2 separate regions of the Mus musculus genome follow, and region 1 is linked to region 2. Evidence: chromatin loops called from intact Hi-C (ENCODE). Cell type or tissue: left cerebral cortex. All regions are shown on one strand. Links, peaks and the distances in the headings refer to the core of each region. The heading gives the core; the rest is flanking DNA.

Region 1 (5,389 bases), core at 179-5,178, 130 kb before region 2:
GGTCAGAAAATTGGAAGTTTACCTCTCAGGGATTTGCTTCATGTAATAAATCAGAATATCTGGAAGACGGAGTTGTAAACAGATTCGGAATCACAGGTTTCTTTCAACAATCTCCATAATTTCATGGCTTCCGTCATGGTTGCCAGGCGCTTGTGCAGGTGCCTGCATGCATATACTTGGTCCGTAGTTTTGATCTGGTAGGTATTAAATGATACTATGTCTTGCTGTTCTCAATGTCCCTTCTCAGCAGTCTTTACTCTGTTCTACTCAGAGCAAGGGCAGGACATACTTTGGGTCAGATGAATCAATAAATTGGGTTTCAGACAAAGTGACAAAACGGAATGGTATTCTGAAAATAAGGACAAAGTCTTGTTCTTCCTTAGCATTGGTTCCACCCAGTGATTGATAGTGTAGGATGGTATAAATATACCCTATGATGTTCACACAATGACAAAATTGCCTAACAGAGCATTGCTCAGAACAGATCCTTATTATTGACACACATCTGCCTTATTATTATTAGTTCCATTTTAAAGCTGAGGAAACTGAAGAACTGAGATTAAGTGGCACCTGGAATTGACTCAGGATTGAGTCCAAGCCTTTCTAGAGGATTTGGAGGGGCAACAGAGCTCGATGTCTTACAAAGATGAGAGAATGTGTCAACAAGAGAACAGAAAGCTTATTCTCTACATTACTTTCCTTTTCTTCTTCCCTCCTTTTCTTTCTTTGTTTCTTCTCTTCATCTTTTCTCTGATTAATCTTAAGAATCATTTTGTTAGTGTTTGGGAGAAAAACAACAGGGCATATGGAACTGCAAACATAGACATTATTGGGAAGAGGGAGAGGGGAAAGAGGAGAGAAAATCAACATCTTGAATTAGGCATAGAAGCCATCAAAAACAATTGTTTTCAGTAAAAGAAGAAAGCTCAGGATATCAAGGAAAGCTTTTGGCCAATATCCAAAAGAGAGGTTGAAGAAAAGAAAAAGAAAAGTCATGCTTTTTGAGTTAGACTTCAGAAGAGTGAGCAGGCTTCAATGTCAAGATCTGCAACTGCCTCCCCACATGTTCTGATCTATACAGGTTTCCACTGTTACATGAGGGATATAGGATGGACCAGTGTTTATGGAAGACTGTGCTCAGAACTATTCTACCCTAATTTGCTTTTGAATCTAACTGAAGAAGAAATTATCAGCGACACTAAAGAAGTGTCCATCTTATTCTGTTTTAAGATGGATTTTCTCCTTATGTCTGTCTCAATCTACCTGAAATACTATTATACAAAGCAAGTAAATGTTAGCTCATACCTTCCAGTTTGCTAGAGGGTTCTGGGGAGTTGCCTGTCCTTTCTGGTAGGAGGCCCTAGGCATAGACACTGTTCTTCCTTCTACCCTGTAGCCTGGCAGATAGCAGGACTGTCTTTAATTTGAGCCCTTGGCATGTGCATGCCTTTTACATACCTGATATTCTTGTTCTTGGGCTGCACCTAACGTATGTGACAACAGGACAGGATGTAGGCATCTGTTGTCTTTCTGTTCTCCTTAATTTTGCTCTTTTTTTTCTCCATCCTTTTTTCAAGTCCATATTCCTGACCAAGTCCTTTGGATAACTTGATTTATGTGTGTGTTAAGAAATAAGAAGTCAAGAAAAAAAGTTGGTGGATGAGCACTGAATTGTTTTTGAGTTGACTGTTGAGACCTAGGTCAAGCATCCTCTCATTTCTAAAGCTGTCCTTCACAGCTCAACAGCCTTCATTTGCACCTGAAGTGGGAACACTTATACTTATCATATTCTTCCTCAGTTCAAAGTTGAGTACAAATGGGGAATTCCTGGCTTTTTGGCAATCCTGGGTGAATTATCTGTTAAAATTTCAAGTTTCTCTTATAAAAGATACAGAACAAAGCACAGTGAGCATTTAATAGGATCATAGGGAATGCTTGTCAAAGCAGCAAAGGTAGGAATGATTGAGAACATGTTCAACCTGAGGCTTGTGGCTAACAAGCAAAACCCAGTGTCAAGGGAAAGTGTGAGCAGATCAACTGCTCAGGATCCCCCTGTGGACAGGGAGTTATGCTCAGAATGTGCAAAGTAATCTCCAGAGATAATTAAAGTGCAGAAAGCATCGCAGGAATGAATAATGCATAAATTTAAAGTGAATGCATATTATTCAATGCTCATTTATTTATTGGATTTGCCAAATTGAAACTTGTGCAAGTCAAAACTTATGGCATAAGTTCAACAGAAAAGTCACACTTAATTAAAATGCAAAGGCCCAACTGGCTATACTGAAATTCTACAAATGACCGAGATTTATCCAATTTCTGAATAAATGTCAACACTGAGAGACAATTGTGTAGGCTCCCAGCTCCCTTGTTATAGCACTGAATTATTACCCCCATACTCCCAGTATTAAACTATGTCATTTGTTCTTCATCCCAGTCATGAAATTATATCGAGTCTGTGTTATCTTCAGTGGGTAAATGAGATTCCTTGCACTGAAATTAGAAAGATAGTGGAAGATCTAATTAGCCCCTGATGTTTTTAAACACGGTGATTGTATTCTTTACTTTGTGCCTTTGTGATTCAAGTTGAATTAAAGATAATGACTGGACTTATAAGTAGAAGAAACGCTGGAATCATGTGGCCCAGGAAAAATACAAATGTAGTCCATTTAGGAGTCCTTACTTGCAATGCTGTGTCACTAAGACCTATGAGGAGCAATGCTGTTATTGACTGAAGGTTGGCTGGGACCTGCAGAGGTCCTCTGTCTTCAAGAGTATTTCAGAAAGAGTTGAGTGTGTACACTGCTCACTAGAGGGGGTTAGAAGCTAAAGAGCTGCTGCTTTGAGATTAACAGCTGCACAACTTTGGAAGGCTGGAAGGCCGGCATCCTGGTGCTAAGATACCTTCTCAAAAACATTATGAAAGAATTTCTTTTAAGAATATTCACTGGGAAAATAGTTACTAAAGAAAAATAGGAAAGTACCCATTAAATATAAAGAGTGTCTTATTGTACCACTACTGTTCACATATAGAACCACACATGATTAATTTAGACAGAGACGATCCCCTATGTTCAGGGTGGCATAGCTACAGACAAGCATGATTAATTTAGATTTAACCATATAAACAAGCTGGAACTTGAAAATTACTGAGCAAATGAAAATATCTCTTATGATTTTATATGGATCAATAATATGTAAGCATCTACATCATATTATTCATATATGCTAATAGCAATTGATATTATGTAGTAACTATGAATTAAGCACTTGCATATGAATATTTTGAAATGGAGGGGAAACATACTTGTTTTTTGTTTTGTTTTGTTTTGGAGCAGATACTTGAGAATCCACCTCCTCTCACTTCTTGCTTTTCGTTGACAATAGATAAACTCTCCCTCGTGGAGAGTGATGGAGTTTGATCCAGTCAACCTTCTTCATGCCCAAGCCCATAAGCACAGCAAATCCTGTCCTCCAGGAGGTGGTTTGAGACTTGGTCCCCTCTCTCTACACCTTAGGCAATTCACAAATAAACATTTTCCTTCCTGTGTGTGTGTTATTTGTGGTTTCCATGGTTGTCAGAACGTGGGATAGAAAAAAAACTGAGCCTGGTTTGGTAATGATGGCACTTACTAGTTTATGTGTTGGTCAACATCTTCAGTTTTAATCTTATTTTGATTCAGTTTTCTTAATTTATACTGTTTTGCTTTGTTTTCAGCTGTTTAAGGACAAGAAAATGGGAAGATGATGGGAGAGAGCACTCTTGTATTAAGTACTATGTGCAGTGTAGAACTTTAAAAAATGAGTTGATTTCAAGGAATTTGTAATCCAGGTAGGGCAACAAGACTGCCAGAATTGCAGCAACAAATGGCAGGAAAGCCAGTACTTATACAGGTCTACCCTGTTGCAGGAAAGCCAGTGCTTACCGTACAGTCTATTCTATGGCAGGAAAGCCAGTGCTTTCCAGCATACAGGGTCTACCCTGCCCAGGTATAGGTAGAGTCTCATGCTGTAAACTCAAAGAACAGAAGAATTAGGATTGGTGTAGAGGCAACAGGTCCCTGGAGGAAGCAGAATTTAGACAGCTACTGCAAGGCTGCAAGGGCCAGGCCCAGCTTTCTCATTTTAACATCCTTGAAACAAGGGTAAGCCTGGATATAATTCTCTTTTAAAAAATTAGTGAAGCAAATGACGAAACACATTTATCATTATATTCTAAGTGTCTTCTATAGTCATGTTATTTGTGAAATAAATTTAAGCAAAACTATAAATATTTTTTAAGTTTGTTTCAAGATTATAATTATAACATTTCTCTTTTTTCTTTCTTCCCCACCAAATCTTTTCATATGCCACTTCCTGTACTCTTTAAAATTAGTGATCTTTTTTCACTAATTGTTAATGTATGTATCTATGCACATGCATATTCTAAATATAGACCGCTCTACTCATATATTACTTCTATGTATGTTCTCAGGGTTGATCATTTGGCATTTTTAAATTTTATGAACATTTTAAATTTAACTTTTTTCCACTCTTTTGGTAAAATTTAATTTATTTCCAAAGGGAACACTATATTTTCTACTGTGTGGGGTGTGTCACTGTGCAGCCCTTGCTGGCCTAGACCTTGCTGTACAGATCCGGCTAGCCTTGAATTTGTAGCAATCCTCCTCTTGCCTCTCCTGCTTATCCTCCTTGTTTTGTTACTCAAGTGCTGAGATTGTAGGCATATGCATAGCTCATTTTGTGTTTTACTTTTTAATAATAAAACAGAACAAAATGAAATAGAAAAAGCTACAAGAAAGACTATCACATCAGAATTGGACAAGAAAAATTGAAGTAAAAGAACCCACAATGAGAAGGCACAAGAATAAGAGACTCACGAATTTGCACATTCAGGAACTCCACAAACACATTAAACTGGAAGCCATGATATGTATTCAGAAGACCTAGCGCAGACCCATGCAAGCCCTAAGCATGCTGCTTCAGTCGCTGTGAGTTCATGTGAGTTTTGTTCATGTTGATTTTGAAGGTTTGTTTTATTTTTGTTTTTGTCTATTTTCTTGATGTCCTCCATCCTTTCAGGTTCCAGAAGATTCTTTGAACTCTGGGGGGAAGGGATTTGATGAAGACATCCATTTAGGGCTTAGTGTTTCAAATTCTCTCACTCTCTGCATAATGGCTGTTTGTGGCTCTCTGTATTTGTCCCTATCTGCTGCAGGAGGAAGCTTCTCTGATGATGGCTGAGGAAAGCACTGATCTATGAGTGTAGCAGAATGTAATTTAGGAGTCGTATTATTGCTATTTTCTTTTAAAGAAAAATAGAAAATGGTCTTACTCTAAGTCCCTGAGCTGTCTACTCTTAGTTTTGTTTTGTTTTTTTTTTTTTTTT
Region 2 (5,389 bases), core at 236-5,235:
ATTTTCTTACTAATCTGCCCCAATCCCTGTCTCCTCTGTGTGAGCATTTTCATGGGGATTTCCACATATACATCAAAAGTCTGCTACCACAGGAAAACAGGCAGAGGCACTGAAAGGGGAGTGAAACTTGATATCCAAGGAGGCAGAGTTGGACTCCAGCTGTGAGTGTTATGGAACTTATCCCAGAGGCAGTGACTTCAAACTTATGTTCAAGAAATTCACTGGTTTCAATGAAGAGGTAGGTATTAATTTCAAACTTATAAGCTGCTCAAATCAAACAAGAGGAGCGAGGTTTGTGGGTAATTAAAAAACAACATACCAGTTTAAAGGCACCACGGATCCAAAGAAAAACAAAACAAAATACAGACACATTCATGTCAGACTCAGTCTACAAGCACAGTTTTGAACCTTTGAGTTAAGGATCAAAGGGCATGAGATCAGTCAACAAACCCCATTGAGCACCCACAAACTTCAAGTCTACCCTTTTATTGCCTTACTCATAAATATGAGCAAACAGATAACTAAGAGAACCCCCAGTCTGAAAGATAAAGACGCCCATACAGTAGGTAAACTGCATAAACATGTAAACCTGGAAACGAAAACTACCATGTCCTCAGGGGAAGAGGAAAAGATACTGTGTCCTTGAAGCATGAACAAATGGATCATTTAGGGAACAAAAGAGGAGTCTTTAAAACATAAAATGTGATAGCAAATATTTATTTCAAAAATTCCTTGATAGTTGTTGGAAAATAGAATTGAGAAAATCTCCTATAAAGCAGACTGTGTTCTCTCACCAGGGAGCAAGAATAAAATATCACAGTCTGGGTGGCCCAAGGAACACAAATTTCTCAGACTCTGGAAGTCTGTGCTTTAGGAACCAATGTGACTAGGATATTCTGAGGTCTGTGGGTGGCCATCTCCCTGGTCACACTCTGTCTTCCTCTATGTGTTCCTGTGCCCAAATCAGTTTTTTTTTAATCAAAATATTAGACTTATTGGGCTAGTGTGCCCCCTTAATGACCTATTTCACTTCTTATCTTTGTAAAAACCCTAGTCCCATTCTGAGGCATCCAGGATCAGGGTTGCAACATTCAAATTAGAGCAAGGATAGCTATCCAGCATGTCCTATGACCCAAAATAATTGAAAGTAGACTAGAAAAAAACCAAAGGTATGAGCATCTGCTCTTCAAAATGTGTGAGTTTAAGAAGAAAAGAACAAGCACAAATGAAGGAAGCCATGAGTGGGAGTGTTTAAGAAAGTTTCTCTGAAATAAAAGATTTGGTTCACAAAACTAGATGAGGCTGTAAATGCATGAAAAAAAAATGAATGAAGATAGTTTGAGGCCAGAGCAATTATGAAAAGCTCTCAGAATATAGAAACTAATGGGAGATCCTATGGACACCTTTTGAGAAAAGCAGTTCATAGCAATAAAACACAGAACAGAATGGCTTCATGTATCTCTACAGCAGTGTTCAGCTAAACCACAATGGAGGAATGCCTTGACATTTTGGAGGGAGAGAGAAAAAATTCTGTTTGAACTTGGTAACTTGGAAAGTTCTAAGACTAAGAGAAAGGACAGCTATCCTTGAAGCTTCTGGGGAAGGTAGTCACCAATACGGAAGCAAACCGAAAGAGCTTGGGCAGACAATGACTCACGCACAGCTGCCCATGAATACAGGAACATGACAATATATTTGAATTAAATGGTCTGGGATGATGCTGGGACCACAGAATTTTTCTATGCTTCCAGGTTATTTTTAGCTCTACTCGGGGTGTATTCTGGGGAGACAGGGAATCTCCATGGTAGCAGAAGAGACCTGAGAATGGGGTGCAACTCCTGTCAGATGAAACTTGTTGGAAAACAACCTAAAGAATTTGAATTAATGAAGCAGATATAAAAGCCATAAGACTAGCATAGGGCTTTAGACCCTGGCTTCTTAAAAGTGTGGATCAGGGTCTACATGGTATCATAGAATGAGTGCCGGGGTTGTGAAAATTTTAGTAGCAATAAAGGGTTTGGAATGCATGATGACTAAAATTTTTTTCAAAATCAAATGCAAAATGAATCAGGGTGTTTTGGCATACCCTTGTTATACTTGGTGACTTCCCTGCTGGCTTGCTGATAAATATAACTTTCCCATTTTTAGCTGTGTGCATCACCTCTCCATGCCATGGGGATGAGGGCTGGAAAACAAAAGCAAGTTCCAAGAGTATTATATGTTAGGAACTGCAGTGCTTTACTGTACTGTACCTGCAAAAGTTTCTGTTCTTATGGAAACATAATCTTTTTATATGGAAACAGTGACCTAATATTTTCATACTATTGTTCCTTAGCATTAAAGTGTCAAATTATTATGTCTTTACATTGTATTGTGCTATAATTGATTTGTAAAATTGCTGTTTCAGGTGCTGACTTGAGTTTCATAAACTGCTGCTAAAGGAATTTTGACTTGGGATTAGGACAGAATTTCGAATATTTTTTTAATGACTCCAATCCTGATTCTGTCACTTTGTATTTATGCAAAGCAGAATTCTCAGAATTGATGATTAGGTTCTGGAAAATTATGATGCTTCATGTCTTGTAACTAATATTAAGCTAATACTTATCTCTTTATGTATTAATGAATAAGCAGTCATCTCATTGGTATGCACATTTCCATTTGTCTTTAGTAGACGGTGTCTAATTTACTGCTCTATTGCTGTGAACTGCATTGAGTTTTAGTTGACACCATGGTCAAGGCAACTCTAATATTAAAAAAAAAAAGAAATTCAACTATTCAACTGTGGGCTTGTTTACAGGTTTAGAGGATCAATTCATGATCATCATGGTAGGAAGAAGACAGGCATGGCACTGGAGCAGTAGCTGAGAGTTTTATATCTTGATCCACAGACAGGAGGAATAAGAAGAGGAGGAGGAGGAGAAGGAGAAAGAGGATGAGAAGGAGGAAGAAGAAGAAAAAGAAGAAGAAGAAGAAGAAGAAGAAGAAGAAGAAGAAGAAGAAGAAGAAGAAGAAGAAGAAGAAGAAAGAGAGAGAGAGAGAGAGAGAGAGAGAGAGAGAAATTGGGTCTGTCCAGTGTTTTCCACAACCACAGATGATAGAAATATATACACAATTTTCTTGTACAATGGTGGGCCTCAATGGCATATAGCCAATTGTCTTCTTCCATGGTGGGGTGTTGGTGTGTAATGGGGAAAAATAAAAGCTTGAAAGTTTAAGTATTTTATTCAGAGTATTTGACTGCTTACATCAACATTTTAGCACAAACTGAGCTTCATAAAAGGAAAAGTTTAAAAGTGAAACGTTCTGAAGGACTGAAAAGTAGTGAGGAAGTATGACTGAGATCCTGAGGGTGACAGATACACAAATGTAAAGAGAGAGGGTAGGACAGTGATTTAAACACGGATTTCTGGAAGATGAACCAGATCTAGAAAAAATTTTTAGTTGAGGTATCAGTGTGGAAGATGGGATAAGATGAACAAGCTGTGAATTTCTTGAACAATAAAACCTGCCCACAATTTCCCTTCAGGAGACTCGGGTCATTTAAGGAACTGCAGAATCCTAGGTTTTGATTTTTACTATTTTCTCCTTTATTTTATTGCTGACCTGACTGTTTGCATGAGACACAGGTTCACTTCCCATTTCATTTTATTTAGGGGAATGCAATGATAGTGAAGCAGAGTTAGGTGCTGTTGTGGGGGAATGATACGCATAAAAAGGTTAAATAAAGATGTGGCTGAAAAGATATTATTCAGAAGGGGTAAATAAAATAATGTGCTATGTGCACTTTATCCTGAGGTACCCCACGGGTCATATTCAGGGTTGGTATGTACTCAACAGGTTAAGAGGAACAAGGTTGGATAATGAAAAGATATTCCAGCAACATAAGCAAAATGAGCTTTGATAAGGGAAAAGGAAGATAAATGATACAAGACATATTAGAAGGTAAAGTCCGAGGAATTAAAGACTGATGATTTAGTGATGATGGCAGTTGAGAGCAACAGAGTAGTGAGGAAGACATTAAGCACTGAGAGAAATGACACAAGCAAGAAAAGGTCCCAAATGAAGAGCCTTTAGGTTTATTTTAAACACATTGCAATTCATATAAAATTAGATGATGAGGTGTCGATGTATGCTGAATACATAAAATTAGATCTCCAGAGAGAACTGTACAGGTTCACATAAAATCAAGAGTACTAGATGATATTTAAAGCCACACATCCAGAAAGTATTATGAAAAGGAGTCATAGAAAATAAGAAGAAAAATAGTGTCCTAGTGAAACACAGGAGAGGTTCAGCACTTAAGAACTAAGATTCTCTGCCCTATCGGAGGAACAACAATATGAACTAACCAGTACCCCCAGATTTGTGCCTCTAATTGTATATGTAGCAAATGATGGCCTAGTCGGCCATCAATGGGAAGAGAGGCCCTTGGTCTTGTGAAGATCCTATGCTCTAGTACAGGGGAATGCCAGGGCCAGGATGCAGGAGTGGGTAGGTTGGGAAGCAGGACTCACGCGAGGGGAGGTGGGGGGTGTAATAGGGGGCTTTGGGGATAGCATTTGAAATGTAAATGAAGAAAATATCTAATTAAAAAAAAACAAAAAGAAAAAAAGAAATAAGACTATCGCTTGGGTGCAGAAGAACTTCAAAGAAGTAACCAAATAGGCCCCAGATAAATCAGAAGGCAGAGGTGCATAAAAAGAAAGGGTCTCCACAACAATGAGAAGACAGGAGACTGAGGATCCCTCATAGACCAGGAGATAGTGAATGACTGTCAGAGAAGTTATGGAGCAAGTTTCTCTCTGAGTCCCATAGAGGAGAAGACTGTCAGTAAAGAGACTTAAGTCCATGACTATTCCACCTCCTTTTAATTATTGAAGTGGGCTCTAGAGCAGTGAGTGGAGGTGAGGTTCTGAGGAAAGTGGCAAATACCTGAAATTCCCTTTGTGGAATATGAAAATTAGAAGCTCCATAGGGAGTCTTTTGATGATGCAAGCTAGGCAAATTTTCTTGAGGGAACTTAGAGCTTGTTAAATCTATCACGCCTCACTTTAATCCCCTGCTGTCCGCAATGCCAAATGGCATTTCCAAAGCATTTACTGTTTCTATTAATTACCCTAGTGCAAAAATATCTGTGTCTGTCAGATGTGGGGCAGAGACAGATGTGTTTCTTCACAACTGCCTTAAGGGTTAGACGAGGAGGCTCTAGATTTTGATATATCAGTTTCATTCTAGTCAATGTATGTACCAGCTATATTATAGAAAAATCTAACAGATTTTACCAAATTGAAAGTGACAGTTGAGATAATCTATAACTACGGAGTATAGATAAACCAAGTTGATATTTTTGTTCACTCTAGAAAAACTTTGCTTTCCAGAGAAATAT

What was found. Peaks named below come from ENCODE experiments on the same cell type or tissue, not always from the same donor. Only the 100,000 strongest peaks of a DNase experiment are listed, where the experiment ranks them.
Region 1: it touches region 2 in a loop (3-fold over the local background); 2 of 42 quality-filtered maps call a loop at or near these places.

Annotation. Positions count from the first base shown.
Region 1 is chr3:63,536,500-63,541,888 of GRCm38, reverse strand. No RefSeq gene overlaps it. Among named protein-coding and RNA genes, the nearest start is that of Strit1, 55 kb to the right of the region's middle. In left cerebral cortex, for the core only: a CTCF peak has its summit at 2,815; no DNase peak of the experiment used is centred there.
Region 2 is chr3:63,407,467-63,412,855 of GRCm38, reverse strand. No RefSeq gene overlaps it. Among named protein-coding and RNA genes, the nearest start is that of Gm34240, 29 kb to the left of the region's middle. In left cerebral cortex, for the core only: no CTCF peak of the experiment used is centred there; DNase peaks (open chromatin) are centred at 896, 1,250, 1,661 and 2,127; H3K27ac peaks cover 234 bases.